Linked DNA regions of Homo sapiens: region 2 is linked to region 1. The links are chromatin loops, found by intact Hi-C in ENCODE. Cell type or tissue: OCI-LY7. All regions are shown on one strand. Each heading gives the region's core, and the rest is flanking DNA. Links, peaks and the distances in the headings are about the cores only.

Region 1 (10,394 bases), core at 1,674-9,673:
GGCATTACCCAGGAGCAGCTGACCTAGATGCTTGTTCCAGTAAGTTCTCCTCACTCCCTCTCATGCTTGTCCGCCTCCCCACCTCCTCCACCCCTGCTTCCAGGCTGTCTGCAGACCGCTGGGCCGGGTTTCACAGTATTGGCGTGAATCAGCTTGCCAGGCTTCTACCCTTTGTGCTTGGTGGTAGCTAACTGACTTTTTTCTTTTTCTCATGTGGTCAGGATTTTTCCACTGAAGCATTTCTTTTATGATGTGGGAGAGACAGATAGCACCTGGCTAGTTGCCTTCTTTTGGACTTGCTGTGATTTGACTTTTCAGCCAGGCCAGGTATTTATTTTCCCTTGGGTGGAGTGTGGTTCTCCCAGAGATGCCTCATTCATGATTCATTTGTTCAGGGCATACAAAAGGCATTTCTTAGGACCTAACCTGGGCCTAGCGGTGTGGTAGGTGCCTGGGCTTCAGAGAAGGCTAGGATGGTTGCTAATTCTCTGAAAGGTCATGCCCTAATAGAGGAAACGGACATAGAAACTGTGAGGGGCGCTGTCTTGGGGTCTGTACAGGGTGCTGTGGGAGCACAGGGAAGGGTTCCTAACTCACACTGGGGATCAGGGAGGCTTTGGCTCCTGATACTAAATGACCTCTTATTTGATACACTTTTTATGTCAGACTTGCTGGTTCTTTCCACACATTGAGTCAAAGGGTGTCTCTGGTTCCTCCCTGGATGGACTGATACAGGCCATTTCACTCACTCTCCCAAGGGTTTATCTCCTCTGGCCTCTCCGAGTCTCACCTGGAGGTGTGTGTTCCTGTGGCGTGGGTTCCTTGGGAGCGTGGGTGATTCACCGGCTGGCCTCATCCCATACTGATCCTCTGGGGTGATCCCTATTCACCTTGTCTCCTTTGCTGTCATAACTCCACTGCTGGGGGCAGAGGTGGAGATGTTGAGCTTGTGGGCAGGAATAAGTTCCACTGAGCCACAGAGCTTGACTCTGCTCACCTTCCCACAATAGAACTCAGAGTTGGAATCCTTTCCCCAGCCACCTCCCCTCCCATCTGAGGACAGAGGGTAACCTGCCCGTCATCTCTGGGGTTATCTCCAATTTTCAGTCTCCCTCATCTCCAGCTGACCTCCCATATGGCCAAATCGATCCTGAGGTTGGGAATCCAGTTCTTCAAACTGAGCCCTTCAGACTCTGCTGTGGTACGTGAAAACAGTTTCAGTATCCCGCCATAAATACCTTCCAAAATTCTAAATGTAGTACATGACCATTGATATGGTTTGGCTGTGTCCCACCCAGAATCTCATCTTGAATTGTAATCCCCATATGTCAAGGGAGAGACCAGGTGGAGGGAATTGAATCATGGGGGCTGTTTCCCCCATGCTGTTCTCATGATAGTGAGTGAGTTCTCACAAGATCTGATGGTATTTTAAGTGTTTGGTACTTCCTCCTGCTGCCTTGTGAGGAAGGTGCCTTGCTTCCCCTTTGCCTTGCACCATGATTGTAAGTTTCCTGAGGCCTCCCAAGCCATGTGGAACTGCAAGTCAATTAAAACTCTTTCCTTTATAAATTACCCAGTCTCCGGCAGTTCTCACACAGAAGTGTGAGAATGGACTAATACAATCATGACCTTAAAAAATAAATAAATAAATAAATAAAACATGGCCGGGCGCGGTGGCTCCCGCCTGTAATCCCAGCACTTTGGGAGGCCAAGGCGGGTGGATCATCTGAGGTCAGGAGTTCAAGACCAGCCTGGCCAACATGGTGAAACCCCGTCTCTACTAAAAATACAAAAAAAATTAGCTGCATGTGGTGGCGGGCACCCATAATCTCAGCTACTCGGAGGCTGAGGCAGGAGAATCGCTTGAACCTGGGAGGCAGAGGTTGCAGTGAGCTGAGATCTCACCACTGTACGCTAGCTTGGGCAACAGAGTGAGACTCTGTCTCAAAAACAACAACAACAAATATTTGAGGCCTACTTTTTTGAGAACAGAAAAGCAAATTAGACGTGGTCCTTGCCCCTAAGGTGCTCACAGTCCACTATCTATCTAGGTCAGATATTTTCCACTGCTGGTCAGTGTTTATGAGGCAAACTGTTTACTAACTTGCCTAACACTGCCTGTCCCGTGCAGTTCTTCCTGGATTGACGGCAGCTAGATCCTGTGACAGAGGACAGCTGTTCCCCGCTCCCTCCCATCACTCCCCTCCTCTGTCTCCTGGCCATAGCTGTGGGCTGCAACTCTGACTTGAGTGTTTGTGTCCCTAGTGCGTTTAGCTTCGGGTGGGGGCTGCCTTTGCAGGTACTCGATAAACACCTGCATGGGGAGTTGAAATAACAAGTTCTTAAAGGAATCTAATTCGAGGGCACACTGCTGGTGGGCCCTGTTTGGTGGCCCTTGGGCTGAGCACATGCTTTGATAGTTCACTCTCAGAAACATCCAGTCTGGTTCTTAAGTGGCCAGAATGACCCGATGGAGTTAAGATTTCCCGTTTTTGGCATAGGGTCACCTGTACGTCTTTCATTCTAAACAAAAAAGTCAAGCATGTCTTGTCCTGTTCTCTCAAGCGTGTTAGCGAGATGGAAGACATAATGGTGGCCAGAGAAGCTGGAAGCAAAACTAAACAGAGGTGCAGATTTGCAGAAGCTACCCCTTGGCATCACGGGGTGCAGTTTTTCTCTGCTTCTCAGTTAGATAACTTGACAGAGTTTTATTTATTTATTTATTTATTTATTTATTTATTTATTTATTTATTTATATGTTTTAGAAAACTAAGAGGCCTAGGTAAATAACTGTGCCTTAAAGCCCTTCTTTCCAACCAGGAGTAGCAGCATGCTAGAAAAGAAAAGGGTGGGCCTGGGAAACTAGATTTGAATTTTGGTTTTGTCACTTTCTAGCTGTGTGGTCTTTCGAAAATCATTTGATTCCTCTGAGCTTCAGCCTCTTCACCTGTAAAATAATCAACCCACAGCATTACTCAGAAGATTTACAATAAAAGAGAAAACCTAGCACATTACGTTATGTAAGCGATACTTATAACAATGATGATAATGATAATAATCATCATCATAATAACAATTGAATGGTGGGCTCTCTGCTGCTGCATGTAGGTAGACATGGCTCTACTTCGTCATCAGAGAGGGTCTCTGTGGCCTGAAGCACTCGGCAGGCTCCTTGCCTTCCACATATTTCTATGTGTTGGGATGAGATTGTCTTCAATCCTTAAATATCAACTAGTAGAAGCCTAGTACAGCTTCACCTTGGAGGAGAAAAATATGTCGATTCAGCTCTACTCAGCAACTTTTTTAAAGTGGAGAGATTGAGAGAGAAAGAGAGAGTAATTGAAATAATGCCCACAGTTCTGACAGCCTCTTGATCAGCTGAAAGCCCACAAGTGCAGGTGGGGAGACATGAATTCGAGTTCTCTCAGTCTCTGTAGGGTGAGCAGCTTGTTGGTCCAGGTGTGATCCCAGTATTTAAATGTTTGTCTTTTTAGTGTAACATGGTAGTAAACTGAAGACAATTACTTCTTCTGGTGCACATCCTGATCCCTTTCAGGGCTGGAGTCTAACACAGCTGTGTTAGATTCACTGAGTGAATTTTATATGAGTGTTCAGGGCTGTATAAACAGACCATATATTCTGTATTTCATAGGTGATTCAAAGTGGGGGGACTTTTTGTTTGTTTAACTTTCATTTACTGCACATGAATAGTCATACAAAATAAGATGTTATTTTAACTGACTTCAAATTCAGCTGTTTATTTTTTCATTTTTGCTGTAGATATTTCAGTATGTATATTTAAAAGATAGAGACCCTTTAAAAATAGGCCGGGGCGCAGTGACTCACACCTGTAATCTCAGCACTTTGGGTGGCCAAGGCGGCCAAGGAGTTTGAGACCAGCCTGGCCAACATGATGAAACTCCGTTTCTACTAAAAACACAAAATTTAGCCAGGCATGGTGGGCGCCTGTAATCTCAGCTACTTAGGAAGCTGAGGCAGGGGAATCGCTTGAACCCAGGAGGCGGAGGTTGTAGTGAGCCAAGATCACGCCACTGCACACTCCAGCCTGAGCAGCAGAGTGAGACTCCCTCTCAAAAACAAAAAAAAAAGAGACCCTTTAAAAATAAAAACTACAAGATACTATTATCACATTCAAATAAGTAAGTAAGTAAGTATTCCTTAATACCAGATATGGAGTCAATATTCAATTTTCCTCAATTATTATATATATATGTGTGTATGTGTATATATTAGTGTTTGAGTGTATGTATATAGATATGGGTGTGTATAGTTTTAAAATAGTTTGTGTATTCAAATTAGGATCCAGATAAAATCCAAGTGCAATAGATTGATAAGACCTTTAAGATTGTTAAAATGGGCCAGGCATGGTGGCTCACGCCTGTAATCCCAGCACTTTGGGAGGCCTAGGAAGGCGGATCATGAGGTCAGGAGATTGAGACCATCCTGGCCAACATGGTGAAGCCCCGACTCTACTAAAAATCAAAAATTAGCTGGGTGTGGTGGCATGTACCTGTGGTCCCAGCTACTTGGGAGGCTGAGGCAGGAGAATTGCTTGGACCCGGGAGGTGGAGCTTGCAGTGAGCCAAGATTGCGCCACTGCACTCCAGCCTGGGTGACAGAGTGAGACACCATCTCAAAAAAAAAATAATAATAAAATAAAAAAAAAATAAAGAAATTGTTAAAATGCAGGCTGTGCATGGTGGCGGCTCACTCCTGTAATCCTAGCACTTTGGGAGGCTGAGGTGGGTGGATCACCTGAGGTCAGGAGTTCGAGACCAACCTGGCCAACATGGCGAGACCCCATCTCTACTAAACATACAAAAATTAGCCGGGTATGGTGGCTTATGCCTGTAATCCCAGCTACTGGGGAGGCTGAGGCAGGAGAATAGCTTGAGCCCGGGAGGCAGAGGCTGCAGTGAGCCGAGATTGTGCCACTGTGCTCCAGCTTGGGTGACAGATTGAGACTCTGTCTTGAGAAAAAAAAAAGATTGTTTAATAAATGCTTTTAATCAATAACTTCCCACGGGCGGGGACACTGATTTGAAATATAATCTTTGGGTGAGGTGTGTGGCTGCCCTGTCTCTGTATAGGTAGACACAGGCCCACAGGTGCAGTGGCCATATTATCGGTGCGTGTTTACTCCCATCGCATGTACCATTCCTCTCACAAACACCTGCTTCCTGATCATTTGTCTTTTTAAATAAAAATATGATATTTGAGATTCTTTTATTCTCTTTAAATATTTGAATACAGAGTCTATTTGAAGGACCAGTATATTGAATAGCAGTAATATTTGAAGGACTAGTCAGCTGTAGAAGCCTTGACTTCAGATCTTCACCCAAGAAACTCTGTGTATTTGCTTTTCCTGGGCCACTCAGATAGACAATTGTGTTTTTGATACAGTAAGAGTTTGCAGCTTAGCTTAACTAGAAATAATCCGGATCTTATTTTGGAATTAGGAAGAAACATGTTATGATGTAGAAAAGCCTGCTCTGTTACCTACATGATGGCATAGCTTTGTGCTTTTCATGCTTTGTGGCCTTGGAAGGGGGTAGATAGAGTGTAGGTGGTTAGGAGTTGTTTCCTGGCTAAAAATAGGAACAGCATACTGTGAGACAGGAGCTTCTTCTCTCACAAGCCTCTGTGCAAATAGCGGAGGGTTACGCATTTGCTGCAGGTGGTACTTAAGCTCCAAGAACTTACGGCACACCTGCTTGAGTGGATCATGGGTGAGCTGGAGAACCTGAAGTAGCAAAGGCAAGAAGGCAACGACGTTCCATCTGTGGAAGGACCTACCAACCAGGTATCTCTGGTGACAGGGCTCATCTCATAGGTGGCCCACTGTACATCATACCCTGATGTTTTCTTTGCATGACGTGCTATAGAATTCCAGGCTCATGCACACCTTTCTGCTCTCCTGTTTTGCAAATGTCTGCACTCTAGAGTCCTTCCTGTTGGCCACTACATACGTGTCCCCCGCTTCTTGCCCCTCTCTGCTTGGGTCCCTGCTACACTGGTATCCTGCACTTTCCACCTTGTATTGCCAGTTTGTTTCCAAGGCCATCTCCACTTTGAGCTTGTTCATGACCACCTCACACAGCACACTTGGTCTGTGTGGTGGTTTGAGGGGTTCTGTCTGTACACTGTGCTTTGGCTGTGTTGGAGGCGGGCAGGTGGGAAGGAAGAAATGTATTCTTGGGGAGATTTGTTTTTAGAGACATGAGACATGGAAAATAGTTAAGTAATAATATAATATGGGAGGCATGGACTATCAGAGGAGGCAGGCAGGACTGCCCAACCTCCTCACTGGGCACGTTACGCTACTTCCTCCTGACCTCTATAGTCCTTTGCATTTATCAAGCACTGTCATACGTGTTATCTCATGCAATGACCAGGGTGTCACCCCCTGTTTTGTAAGTGACAAAACTGTCACTCAGAGGGATGAAATGACATGCTAAAGGTCATCTAGTTAGTAATGGTGGAATCAGGGCTGGAGCCCAGTCTTCTAAGCCTAGTTCCTATTCTGCTCTTCATCATCTGTCTCAGGATGGTAAACTGAGGCCTGGAAAGGAGAAGGAACTCACCCAGCCTAAAGATTAAGGGTTTTATGCTGGCCACGGTGGCTCATGCCTCCCAACATTTTGAGAGGCTGAGGTGGGAGGATTGCTTGAGTCCAGGAGTTTGAGCCCAGCCTGGGCAACATAGTAAGACCCTGTCTTTACAAAAAATAAAAAAAAATAGCCAGGTGTGGTAGCACACACCAGTAGTCACGGCTACTCAGGAGGCTGAGGCGAGAGGATCACTTGAGCCTGCGAGATCGAGGCTGCAGTGAGCCGCAACGGAATCATTGCGCTCCAGCCTAGGACAGAGTGAGACTCTGTCTCAAAAAGAAAAAAAAAAAAAGATTTTAGACAGTGCTGACCATATTGAGACAATGCTGACTGGTGAGTGGGGACGGAGAAATAAAGAACTAACATTGTGCAGAACTGTGTTCTCAGCCAGTGCTATCTAATGGAAATAGAAAGCAAGCCACAAGTGTGGGCTGCATACGTAGTTTTCAGATTTGTAATAGACACATTAAAAAAGCAAAAAGAGGCCGGGCATGGTGGCTCGTGCCTATAATTCCAGCACTTTGGGAAGCTGAGGCAGGAGGATCACTTGAGCCCAGGAGTTAGAGACCAGCCTGGGCAACACCCTGTCTCTATTGTTATTTTTATAAAATTTAATTGTTTAAAAAATACGGGAAGTAAAAAGAAACAGATGAAATTAATTTAAACAACATAGAACTACACAGGGGTTAAGGGCACTAGCTCCCTGTGCAGTTGAAAGTCCATGTATATTTTCTGAAAGTAGACTCTGAAAAATAAGAAAAAGAAAGAAAATCCACGTATAACTTTTGACGGTCCCTAAACTTAATACGAATATCCTGTTAACCAGAAGCCTTACTGATAACATAAAAAACTGATGAACACATATTTTATATGTTATGTGTTTTATATACTGTATTCTTGTAATAAAGTAAGCTAGGGAAAAGAATGTTAGGAAAATCATAAGAAAGAGAAAATGTATTTATTATTTAGTAAGTGGAAGTGGATCCTCATAAAGGTCTTCATCCTCATCATCTTCACATTGAGCAGGCTGAGGAGGAGGAAGAGGAGGGATTGGGTTTGTTTCAGGAATGGCAGAGGTAGAAGGAGGGCGAGGGGGAGGCAGGAGAGACAGGCACACTTAGTGTAACTTTTATTGAAAAAATCTGCATATAAATGGAACTGTGCTGTTTAAGGATCAACTGTATTTTATTTAACTCAATATATTCAAAATACTCTTACTTTCTCATGTAATCAATATAAAATTACGAATCATACTTTCTACATTCCTTTTTCCATAAGAAATCTTCAGTGTGTATTTTTACACTTACAGCACGTCTCATCTGGCCTAGCCACATCTGGCTAGTGGCTGTTGCATTGTGGAGCCCAGTTCTAAGCATTTTACGTATATTATTTCATATAGTTCAATAATCACGTGAAAAGTTTATTACAGAACTATCTAATGGTTGAGGAAATGAAGCCCAGAGAGGTTAGGTAACTTGCCTGGGGGGCACGAAGCTGGAAAGCAACAGAACTGGATCCTGGCCTCTCCCTCCTCTTCCCACTGTGGCCAACTGCCAGCCGACCAGGAAGGGGGCCCGGGGGCAATGCAGGGGTATCTTATTTCCAAACCATTGTTAAACTTGCTCTTGTGGAGGCAGCTGGCCCTGGGGAAGTAAAGGGAATCCTCCTTTTTAAATGCATATGCGAAAGTTAAGGGAATCCTTTCACTAGGCGGTAAGCCTCTGTCTAGGGCCGTGGGACCATTAACACCACTCGCCTCGTAGAAGGTGTGTGTCATTCAAGGTGATAATGCATAGGAACAGCTCAGCTATGTCAGGGCCAGGCCATTATGGGTGCTGAATAAATGTGTTTCTGTCCCCTATGCTAAGGCAAGACATCCGGGGAAGAAGTAGGCCCGGATTTGTCGCCTTGAAGGAAGACTACTATAATCTCTTTTTTTTTTTTTTTTGAGACGGAGTCTCACTCCGTAGCCCAGACTGGAGTGCAGTGGCACGATCTCGGCTCACTGCAAGCTCCGCCTCCCTGGTTCAGGCCATTCTCCTGCCTCAGCCTCCCGAGTAGCTGGGACTACAGGAGTGCACCACTGCGCCTGGCTAATTTTGTATTTTTAGTAGAGATGGGGTTTCACCGTGTTAGCCAGGATGGTCTCGATCTCCTGACCTCATGATCCTCCCGTCTTGGCCTCCTAAAGCACTGGGATTACAGTCATGAGCCACCGTGTCCAGCCAAGACTACTATATTCTAATGGAGGGTAAGTGGAGTAGGAGGGCCATGTGCGTGCTCTGGGGGCAACAAACTTGGTGCTAAACTTGTTTTTCTTGTTTTACTCACAAACATTATGACAGCAGTAAAGATACACTTTTATTTATTTATATTTTTTTTAGAGACAGAGTCCTCCTCTGTTGCCCAGGCTGGAGTGGCTATTGTAGTTCACTGCAGCCTTGAACTTGTGGGCTTGGGATCCTCCTGTCTCAGCCTCCTGAGTAGCTGGGACTATAGGCGTGCACTATCACACTGAGCTATTTTAAGAACATTTTTGTAGAGTATGTTGGCCAGACGGATCTTGAACCTCTGGCCTCCAGCATTCTTCCTGCCTTGGCCTCTCAAAGTGATGGGATTCATAAGCATGAGTCATGGTGCCCAGCCAAGATACATTTTTAAAATGTATCCTGCCTCCTGACACATTACTGTTCACTTGTAACAATGGTCACTTGTAATCATAGTCTGTTTGCAAAGCAAGCTTTTAATAGAATTACAATTTTAGTGTTGACCAAAAGTTTATTTTGGGCCGGATGTGGTGGCTCACGTCTGTAATCTCAGCACTTTGGGAGGCTGAGGTGGGTGGATCACCTGAGGTTAGGAGTTCGAGACCAGCCTGGCCAACATGGTGAAACCCCATCTCTACTAAAAATACAAAAAAAAAAAAAAAAAATTAGCTAGGCTTGGTGGAGGTGCCCGTAATCCCAGCTACTCGGGAGGCTGAGGCAGGAGAATCGCTTGAACCCGGGAGGCCGAGGTGGCAGTGAGCCAAGATTTTGCCATTGCACTCCAGCCTGGGTGACAAGATCGAGACTCTGGCTCAAAAAAAAGTTTATTTTGTTTCTATAAACATTGTTTTTCATCTTTATAGTGCATGTCTTTTGTTAATGGCTTCATAGGCAATCGATGGACTTCTGGATCACAATTTTGCTTGTTCCTATGGCTAGATATTTAGGTTGTTCCAAATTTTCTCAGCATTACATTTGATGCTACAGTAGGCACCCACACATTTATGTTTCTTTTCTGTTTTTCAACTATTGTTGGTTGTTCTGAGGTATTTTCGTAAGGTTTCACTTCTGTTTTCCCAGCCATGAGTGATACATGAGCACAACTGTTTTGCTATTAATCACCAGCATTGGGTGTGAAAATTTACTCAAAGTTTTGCTAAATTTAACTGGAGTAGAAATGGGCCATGCATTTGTGCGTACTTCCCCAGATGCTTTTTAGAACAGTGCTTGTGTAACTGACCAGAGTGTCAGGTGAGGCCATTGTTGGCAGAAAGGTGCCTTCCTCGGGAGAAGGTGGGTTACACAGCTTTTCTTTGCAGATGAATGGTGAGAGCCAAACCCGAAGACCCACAGGTTTCAAGCTGGCCATGTGGCTTCACTAAGTTTGGCCTCAACTTCCCACAGTGGCACAGAAGCGAGGTAGAACTCAGTGTTCCTACCCGAACCCTGGACATTCTGAAATGTCCACAGCCCGAGGAAAGGGATGACCTGCATG
Region 2 (10,394 bases), core at 812-8,811, 51 kb before region 1:
GATAGCCTGCCTGGTTTGGTGTCCTCAGCTTCAAGTGCAAACACTGAGCTGCGTCATCACGTTCCCCTCCCCTTCCCACCATCCTTGGGCCTTCCAAGTTTGTTTCTGGTCTCAGGGTCAGGAACAGGACCTCGTGGGAGAACTGGCACTTAAGTGGTAGGGAGGGAGGAGAGAGAACTGAAGAAAAGGAGTGTTTGATCTCGGGCTCTGGAGGAGGAATTGTTACAGTTATATTGTACTTTGTCTGGTTGTTCAAACCTACCTGGAGTGTTATGCTTCCCTGGGTCCCCTCCAGAGAGTGATAAAATGATGCACACCCAGAAATTGGCTACTTGGATGACAGTGGCTTAGGACAACATATCGGAGGTGGAATAAATGTGGAAACTAGGACTTTCTAGTCTGCAAGAGATAAAAATAAGAGGCATCCTTTTCATGCGGAAGAAATCACACTTCATTACAGTCACACTGAGTGGCTGCTGCAGACGGGAGAAGCAAGATGGGCGGGGGGTGAGGAGGGGAAAGAGTTGCAGGAAAACAAATAAGGAAGAACTGACTTAACGGAGCTACCCAACAATGGAACAAGCTGTGTTACAAGGAAGCCACTGCCGTGTTATAAAGTGATCCAAGCAAAAGTTGCAAGTAGGCTGGGCACGGTGGCTCATGCCTGTAATCCCAGCACTTTGGGAGGCCGAGGCAGGCGGATCATGAGGTCAGGAGATAGAGACCATCCTAGCTAACACAGTGAAACCCCGTCTCTACTAAAAATACAAAAAATTAGCCCGGCGTGGTTGTGGGTGGCTGTAGTCCCAGCTACTCGGGAGGCGGAGGCAGGACAATGGCGTGAACCCAGGAGGCCGAGCTTGCAGTGAGCCGAGATCATGCCACTGCACTCCATCCTAGGCGACAGAGCAAGACTCCGTCTCAAAAAAAAAAAAAAAGTTGCAAGTAAACTTGTTTGCCATCAGAGGACTTCTGCATTGCAGAGGGGTTGACCTCAATGGCCACTTAGGCCCCCTGCAGCTTTGAGAGTCTGTGACTATGGGGCAAGAAGCAGAAAGGTGCAAACTAGAACTAAAGGGGTGGGACAAGTTATAGACAATGTAGTGAAGTAGTTTTCACCTGCTCTGAAAAGGTGGAATAAGATGGAAGCCATCAAAGGAGGCTTAAGCCTTGTTTCCCTTGGATCTTGGCAACTCTCTCCCTGTTCTGTCCTTGGCTTCAGCTCCCTTTGACCTTGTATTCTTAAATTATTTCCACAGGAATAAATACCTTACGTACACTTTAGATGATCAGGAAATCTGGCACCTGGAAAAGAACTGCATGTCCCAGGAGGATGGTTGTAAGTTTTTTCATTGCAGTCTTTGTAAATCTGCATCCGTCTGTTGGTTGATGGAGTTTTCCTTAGTACAGTGCCGAGCTTCCAGCTTTAATTTTAGGAATGCTGTACCCTTTACAACCTCTCGATGGTCCTCTGTGCTGGAATCGAGGGCACCCACCGTGTTTAAGGCTGATCCCTTTCTTTCCTGCAAGTGAAGAAGAATGTTTTGACTTAAGTCTTAACCAAGTCTGGTGAAGGAAACGTGGCAAAATTTACCATCTTCTGGGCTTTTGCTGTGTGCCTGGCCCTGATTAGGCATGTTGTGTGTTCTCTCATCCAATCATCACAGGAAGATCTGCTGTGTCGGTATCATTAGCTCCATTTTGCAAATAAGAAAACCAAGCTTCAGAAAGGGCTAGAAACTCATCTAAAGTTTCAGGTGCCCACCACTACGCCCAGCTAATTTTTGTATTTTTAGTAGAGATGAGGTTTCGCCGTGTTGGCCAGGCTGGTCTCAAACTGCTCACCTCAGGTGATCCACCGACCTCGGCCTCCCAAAGTGCTGGGATCACAGGTGTGAGCCACTGTGCCGGGACTGCAGTGCTCATTTTTAGAACATAGATCCAAATAATCCCCATAGTCTGTTGCTTCCAGAGCTTAGTTGAAGGCAGATATGCACATATTAATTACAATATAGTGTGATAAATATTATGATTTGGGTGTGCACAGATGATGGGAAGAAGATCCAGTAAGTTTGGGAAAGATTTCTGGAAGAGGCAACACACAAGCTGTGTCTTAGAAAGTAGTAGCTGTTAGCCTCTGGGAAATGAGCATTTTTGAGGCAGGGGAAGGCTGCAGGAGCAAAGATTTGAGGGTGAGAAATGGCTCATTGTATATGTCAGGGAAACACTAGCAGGTTGATATTCCTGGAGAGAAATGCATGAGGCATGAAGTGGCGGGACTTGAGGCTGGAACCATTACATGTGTTATTTAATAGAATTTTCATAACACTGCATACACTATTATTATCTCAATTTTTTATTTTATTTTATTTATTTATTTTTAGACGGAGTCTCGCTCTTGCTCAGGCTGGAGTGCAGTGGTGCGATCTCGGCTCACTGCAACCTCCGCCTCCCGGGTTCAAGCCATTCCCCTGTCTCAGCCTCCTGAGTAGCTGGGATTACAGGTACACACTACCATGCCTGGCTAATTTTTGTATTTTTAGTAGACATGGGGTTTCACCATGTTGGTCAGGCTGGTCTCAAACTCCTGACCTCGTGATCCGCCCGCCTCAGCCTCCCAAAGTGCTGGGATTACAGGCATGAGCCACCATGCCCGGCCTATTATCTCAGATTAATAGGCGAGGAAACAAAGGTTGAAGGAGATTCAGTGACTTGCTCAAAGTCAGACCGTGAGTGTGTTGAGTTGCGTGGTCTTGAACATAGGCCTGCTTGCCTCCAGAGCCCATGTCTCAGCCTCCACTTCAGTGCCTGCAGAGGCAGGCTGTGAAAGTCTGGCTTGCTGGCTAAGACGATTGTTCCCTCTCTTTTAATGTTTCAAGGACAACATCCCTTGCCGAATCCTCTTCTTTCAACCTGCCTCATGGTGTTACCCAACTTTTTGTTAAATTGGGACTAGTGGGTCTGATGTTGACAGGTTTTCTGAGTCTTGGTTCTAGGGTTCACCTTCCTTTTTATCCAGCCAATCAGTAATCCAGAAGTCTTCAAATAAAATCTTTATGTGCCCAACCACGTGTGAAGAGGGAGAAGATTCATCTCGTTTCTCAAAAGATCCAGGTTTATTTGTGAGCCCAGGTAGTGCCTGCGAATCCTTTAGTTTGGAGAAACACTTTGGGGACTGGAACAGGAACAATCACAGCTGGCTGGAGGAACGTGGGGTAATGGGCCTTGAGCTGTCCCTTTAAGGATGAGTAGGAGTTGGGAAGGTGGAGGGCATAACATATGAGCAAAATTATTGTCTCACTTAATGGTGAATGGGACATCTTTTGCCTATTCTCCCCATCCTCCAAGATAATTCCTGGGTTAGAGTTGGCTCTCGGGTAGGAGAGGCAGTATGGGGAATTCATTCATGCAAAATCAAGATTATTGAAAACTAATTAATTGGATCCCAAAGACAAGATGATGAAACTACTCAATGAAATAAAAAAGGTAATTACAGAGCCAAGGAAGACATTGGGGATAAAAACAATGTCATTACAGAAAAAGTTACCAGGAAACATAACAGAATCTGTTGAAAATGAAATTGCTAACAGAGAAGGAAGGCTTGAGGAAAATCACAGCCTATGCTGAGAAAAAAGATAACGCACTTAAATCAGAGATCTAAAGATCATACAAAGGTGGGCCTTCAAAAGGGTAATTGGAGAGTCTGCGGAGGCACTCGTCGCTTTTGCTCATATTCCATTGGCCAAGACTTAGTCACATAGATAGACACACCTGGCTGTAAGTAACTCTGGGAAAAAGTCTCCAGCTGAGAGGCCATATGCCTTCTTAAAACTCAGTTTTGGGGAAAGCTTTCTACTACTGAAAGGAAAACCTGGATATTGGGATCAACTAGTATCTGCTTTAAGGGAAGTCATGTTGGTCTCAGACATGACTGAACAGGTTTACAGAGGCCAGGTGAGGTGGCTCATGCCTAAAATCCTAGCACTTTGGGAGGCAGAAGCCTGCGGATCGCTTGAGGCCAGAAGTTTGAGACCAGCTTGGGCAACATAGCGAGACCCTAATGAAAATCATCAGCTGGGTGTGGTAGTGCATGCCTGTAGTCCTAGCTACTTGGAAGACTGATGTGGGAGGATCCCTTGCCCAGGAGCTCGGGGCTGCAGTGAGCTATGATTGTGCCACTGTGCTCTGGGCTGGGTGAAAGAGCAAGACCCTGTCTCTATTTAAAAAAAAAAAAAAAAAATTGTTTACAGAGTTCTGGGGCAAAGGCAATGGGACTGAAGAATTTTACACTCAAATTACTTTGCAAGTATGTCAGGCAGACATCCTCACACTTGCAAGAATTTAGGGAATCTAGCACTGAAGAGGCCTTCTCAGGAAACCCACTTGAGGAAGAAAAAGATTAATCGACAAACATACTTAGAAGGCATAGTGGAAGGTCAATTGGTGAACTCTTAATCCGTTCAAATAGAGAAGCAAAGCTAAGCAGGGGCAGGGATGGGCAGTGAGGACTAAGGAACAGAATGTGAGGAAGTAGAAAGAATATACCAGAAATAGGGGGTTAGGGGAGACGTGAGGAGATGTTAAGTGCTAACTTTAATTAGAAGTGTACCTTTTCCGGCTGGGCACGGTGGCTCATGCCTGTAATCTCAGCACTTTGGGAGGCCAAGGCGGGTGGATCACGAGATCAGGAGATCGAGACCATCCTGGCTAACACAGTGAAACCCTGTCTCTACCAAAAAAAAATACAAAAAAATTAGCCAGGCGTGGTGGTGGGCACCTGCAGTCTCAGCTACTTGGGAGGCTGAGGCAGGAGAATGGTGTGAACCTGGGAGGCGGAGCTTGCAGTGAGCCGAGATCGCGCCACTGCACTCCAGCTTGGGTGACAGAGCAAGACTCCGTCAAAAAAAAAAAAAAAAAAAAGAAGGGTACCTTTTCTGGCCGGGCGCGGTGGCTCATGCCTGTAATCCCAGCACTTTGGGAGGCCAAGCGGGTGGATCACCTGAGGTCAGGAGTTCGAGCCCAGCCTAACCAACATGGTGAAACCCCGTCTCTACGAAAAATACAAAAATTATTTTGTACTGGGCATGGTGGCGGGCGCCTGTAATCTCGGCTGCTCGGTGGGGCTGAGGCAGAAGAGTGGCTTGAACCCAGGAAGCGGAGGTTGCAGTGAGCTGAGGTCGTGCCACTCTAGCCTGGGCGACAGAGTGAGATTCCATTTCAAAAAAAAAAAGTGTTCCTTTTCCTTATAAAATAAAATAATAAAATTAGCTATTTTATTTTACTTTTAAAAAACTTATTATTATTATTTTTTGAGACAGTGTCTCATTCTGTCACCTAGGCTGGAGTGCAGTGGCGCGGTCACTGCTCACTGTAGACTCGATCTCCCGGGTTCAAGTGATCCTCCCGCCGGCCTCCGAAAGTGTTGGGATTACAGGTCTGAGCCACTGCTCCTGACCCAAAACAGCTATTGTGTAAAGCAATCCCCATCTATCCTTTCACGCATGCTTTCTTCCATCTTTCACACTTCTATCCATATACAGATATAGAGACTTGAGGAATGATACTAATTCATTTATTTTTTCCTGGATAGAGGGCTCTTGGGTGATTTTTAGCTCTATATAGTTTTGCATATTGATTGACATTTTATAAATAATGAACTAGTCTTACTTAAATCAGACCACTGAAGCTATTCTGAAAGGCACCATTAAAAACTGGTTCCTGGGGAGTGAAGAGTGGGAACGGAGATACAGATGGATGAACACTGTGGGGGATTTGAGAGTCAGTTATGCAAACACCTCACTCTAGGCAGAACAAAATACGTTATCAATCAGATGGACAGCTGGGGATTGGGGCCCACACGACAATGGAAAAGGTTTCACCCAGGAGACCGATGGAGTTTTGATAGGTGGAGAATGGGAGAAAGGACCTTTCTGGCCTGGGGGCAGCAGGAACACAGGCCTGGGGATGAAGGGGCGTTGGCATGTCTGGGGTTACTGGGAGCAGTTTGTTGGTGGTTCGTGGTTGGAGAAGCAAGGATGAAGGAAAACATGGCTGCTGTTAATACAGTGTGCACAGCACACTAGATACTACACGTAGATATCTCTAGGTTGCCCAACAACCCTATAGCACAGGTACAATTATCTCTACTGTACACATGAGGGAACTGAAGTTAAGGGTGAGAGATCTGTGCTTGCTTCAGCAGCACATACACGAAAAGTGCAATGGTACAGAGAAGGTGAGCATTAAAAAATAGTGATGTTTATCTGCCCAGAGGCGCATGGTGGTGAGACTGATTTGAGCTCCCTGTGCTGCCTGCACAGCCATGCCCATGGTTTTTCTATTGTGCTATGATTTGTGGTGCACAGAGACCGGAATCAGCCACCTTTATGAAACACAAAATGTAAAAATAATTGTATAGGTAAATATTTTATAAGTAAGTCTATTTTATACATTTACGTTTATGTTTAGATTGGTATTTATTATTATTTACATTTACCTATAAAATAAAACATGGTTTAGATGTAAATTTTGTAGGTAAATTTTTAGGTAAATATAAGAGCCTACATGATGGTCCAGACTCCACCATCCAGCAGCCGTGTGGCCCCAGGCTACTTAATCAGAACCCTAATTTCCTTGCCTATAGAAGGGGATAATAATTGTGCCACTGCCTAGCCTGAGATTAGTTTTTATGTTCAAATTAGATCATAGACGTTAAGGATGAGACAGTTTGAAAGAGGCACACAGAAGGGTTTGTTATTGCGGACACACCCCTTGCTCTGCTGAGAGCATACATCTGTTCAAGCACCCACAGGTGTCTGTGAAAATGTTCACAGTCATAGACACAGCCCCTACAGGGTTGACACAAACAACCTGGTCAACAGGCAAGAAACTGCTTCCCTGACTCAGTTAACCAGCTGGAGGCTGTAATGAAAGGCAGCAGAGAGTGAGGGAGGGAGGAGGCAGGGAGTGTGTCTGGCTCTCTCCCTGCCTGGGTGAGAATCCGCTCTTGCCTGCCTTCCTGGTTGCTGGGGAATTTCTGGGCCAGAGTTGCGTCGGGATGGCTGTCAACAGCTTGGTGAGGGTGGAGGAGGCTGTTCCAGACGTGCCAAGCTACAGGAATGAATGTTGGAGCTGCCACGCCGGCAGGCCCTGCCATGTCTGGTAGACGCCAGTGGTCTGAAAGAGGGACCAGGAAGGATAGGGTTGTCAGGGGACTTCGGTGGCCAGCTTTATTCTCCAGAAGTACCGATGAGGACAAAGCAAGGCCCTGACCTCAAAGAAATTGGGCTTCTGACAACACTTATCAAACTGGGCGGGCAGCCAGACCTCTGCTCTGAGCTAGTGTGGCTGGAGGCACCTGACGTTTGCTCCGGGAAGGATCAGGATGGTTGTAGGGTGTGGGCTGGGGCCTGGTATGCTCTTGGGGGTTCAGAAACTCTAGTGTGTGTGTGTGTGTGTGTGTGTGTGTGTGTGTGTGTGTGTCTGTGTGTGTATGTGGTCGTTGGAGAGAGACCCAGGCTATTCCATATCGCTGAAGAGATCCGTTTCTTCCTTATCTCACTGGTCTCTCTGCTATACCAACACCTTTGGCTCAGCCTCAGCTCCAGCCAGCCTCAGTTCCGGAGGAGCCCCCTCAAATTCATGGCCCACAAAGGAGAGAGAAGACCTCCGATCTCTTGTGCCATGCTCACTATGCTATGTGAAATTTGCTATGTTAGACCTTGACATCCTGGATGGTGGGGATGATGACTGGTTTCTCTGCACAGCCCTGGGCCCAGTATCCTGCCCAGCCCTTAGGAGTCCTCATGGAATGAGCTCAGCTCCCGCGATGCTCCTGTTTGTCCACTGAGGTAAGAACACATCCAGCCACCAGTGAGTTGAGTGGGTGTTCTCTCGGTAAGATCAAGGTGTGACAGCAGGCAGTGAATTTGCAGTAGCCCGTGGTGGGAAGCCCGTGAGGCTGTAGTGGGCCCTCCTGCTCCACCAGAGAGTCATTTTTCCTACCTGCCAATTCTAGCCTTGGAAATAAAAGCCAAGCAGGCGGGTGAAAGAGGGAAAATTCTCTGGGATGGTTCATGGATCTGAGCCCTGGAGGAGAGTCAAGCTTGGGACCTTGTTCTTCTTGTCTTATTTTGGGAACCAGGGTCATAGGAATTTGTTCCAGGTGAGAGAGGGAAGAAGGCAGCTAGGGAGCTGTGACGTGGCAGCCAGGCTGAGTTATCAGTTACCTAAGAGTCTGCCTCAGGGATTGCCTTTGTGGACTGCACAGTGCTGGTTCTGGGAGGAGGCTGGCCTTGGGCCTGAGCTGGAGGTGGTGGCTGACAGTGTGAGGAATGAATCCCCAGAAGATGATTCCTGCCAGAGGGCTTGTGACGGCTCCTTTTTTGCTTTTCACAATGAACATCTTATTCTGGGCTGCAAATTTGGATGAGGGGAAAAAACTGGCCAGGAGGAGATGAACCAAAGGCGTCTCACAGGGAATCCTTCTGTACTTGAAGAGTCCTGCCCTTGTCTCCCCAGCCAGATCCAGTGACTCACAGTAGGAGGGCTTGGAGGCAACTCACTGCCTTCCCTGTTAACTACCGTTTGCAATGTCACCTTCCTCAGAAAGACCTTATCATTCGGAAAAAAAACCACATGCTTTGTAGCCAGACAGACTTGGGTTTAAATTCCAGATATGCCACTTCTCAGGTGTGCAAGCTTGGCAGCTTGGCCTCTCTGGTCCTCAGTTTCCTGTCTTAGTCTATATTCATCCTTTCTGCCTTGTAGCATTGGTGTGAGTCCTAGAGGTAGTGCCTAACCTAGTTTTGGGCACATGGTTGGAGACCAATAAATCGTGGTTATTTTCAATATCACAGCACATGTGAACGGTTATTCTCAGTTATTGTCCACCTGATGGGCCACTTTGCTAGGGGCTGTGAATAGAAAGAGAAATGAGATACAGCCTCTCCCTGGAGGAGCTCTCCATCTAGGAGGAGAGCCAGGCCTGTGGAAGGGGGCACAAAGGAAAGCAAGTTGCACAAGCTGTGGAGGGAGCTGGAGGCAGGGGCAGAGAAGGCCAGAAAAAGAGATGATATCCTCAAAGGCTTTAAAAGAATGAAGAAGAATCTGCCAGGCAGTTGGGGCGGGGGCAGCATTGGATCCACTCATAAGGGAGGGCAGAGCTAACAGTGGAGGCTCCCTGGACAGGTGAGCCCTCGGGCTTCCCCCTCTCTGCTGGCATTTGATCCTACTCAGTTTGGGTCAGGATAGAGTCTGCAGTCATTTTCCAGCAGGTGGTTTTACATGGGCAGGAATCCAGCCAGGCCTGACTGGGGGAGAGGGTGTTGAGGTGGCACTTGTCATCCCAGTGATCTCTCCATAGGTATCTGGGCTCCAGGCTTAGGGCTAGGAGCAGGAGTGGGCCTCCTCAGAGGGAGTGGGACAGATTACCAGGCAGGAACTGCAAAGGCAGAGCTCACTAAAGTGCAGGCTCCAGGTCATGTGGATGGAGGGGCTTCACAAAATGGTACAAAGCGGTTGTTATCAAATTCAGACAGCAGGTAGGTGGGAGGAGGGGTGACCTGTGACTTCTGTGATTTCTGGGAAGTCCACTGACCCTTTATGCAGTGCTCAGTGTCAAATAAAAAGAACCGGAGAAGACCACCTTGATAGTTAAGGATATACATTTGTGGTTTTAGTTATTCACAAATGACTCTAAAGTTCTGTGATATGATATGATTGGGTGAATCATTTGGATGAGATAAAAACAGGATTTTATTTGCTGCATGCATGTTGTGTGTCACCTAGGTGGTGATAAAAACAAACGTAGAAGCTTTCATTTACTGAACTCTTACCATGTCTGGGCATGCTATATGCTTTACAAGTATCTCATTTAGCCCTGGCTAAATCCAGCTCTTTGAACACCATACCTACTCCACAAATCTGAGTGTGACTGTAGAAAAGCATAGTGTCATCCTGAATGGTCCCACTCTAATTCTTTTTTGTTTATTTTTTTTGAGACAGAGTTTTGTTTTTGTCCCCCAGGCTGCAGTGCTATGGCGTGATCTCGGTTCACTGCGTGCAGCCTCTGCCTCCTGGGTTCAAGCGATTCTCCTGCCTCAGCTTCAGGCACCTGCCAACGTGACCCGCTCATTTTTTGTATTTTTAGTAGAGATAGGGTTTCACCATGTTGGTCAGGCTGGTCTCGAACTCCTGACCTCAGGCAATCCGCCCACATCGGCCTCCCAAAGTGCTGGGATTACAGGCATGAGCCACTGCGCCAGGCCGTAATTCTTGGCCATGACTCTTAAGGGGACATTGGTGTTGTAGGCCATGTCGCTTCATTTTGTTGGTCCATTGGTTCTCAACCCTGGCTGTCATTAGTGTTACTGGTGGGAATTATAACACGTATT

What was found. A loop is a pair of places that touch in the nucleus more often than their neighbours do. Peaks named below come from ENCODE experiments on the same cell type or tissue, not always from the same donor. Only the 100,000 strongest peaks of a DNase experiment are listed, where the experiment ranks them.
Region 2: a loop joins it to region 1, with 2.8 times the contacts of the local background. A loop is called at or near these places in 10 of 110 quality-filtered maps.

What each region holds. Positions count from the first base shown.
Region 1 is chr3:186,990,850-187,001,243 of GRCh38, forward strand. All of the region lies in intron 2 of ST6GAL1 (ST6 beta-galactoside alpha-2,6-sialyltransferase 1), which reads left to right. It overlaps LOC124906314 (a long non-coding RNA gene), which reads right to left and starts at 4,103. Exons shown (of 3, transcript XR_007096208.1): 1 at 791-4,103. RefSeq lists silencers at 1-286, 5,472-5,766, 6,398-6,477 and enhancers at 5,588-6,067, 6,828-6,937, 7,521-8,411, 8,412-9,302, 9,841-10,060 and 2 more. In OCI-LY7, for the core only: no CTCF peak of the experiment used is centred there; DNase peaks (open chromatin) are centred at 3,422, 5,672, 6,822, 9,312 and 3 weaker places; H3K4me3 peaks cover 6,941 bases; H3K27ac peaks cover 8,000 bases.
Region 2 is chr3:186,941,089-186,951,482 of GRCh38, forward strand. All of the region lies in intron 1 of ST6GAL1 (ST6 beta-galactoside alpha-2,6-sialyltransferase 1), which reads left to right. Among named protein-coding and RNA genes, the nearest start is that of ST6GAL1, 16 kb to the left of the region's middle. RefSeq lists an enhancer at 335-836. In OCI-LY7, for the core only: no CTCF peak of the experiment used is centred there; DNase peaks (open chromatin) are centred at 5,763, 6,153 and 6,833; H3K4me3 peaks cover 1,920 bases; H3K27ac peaks cover 5,324 bases.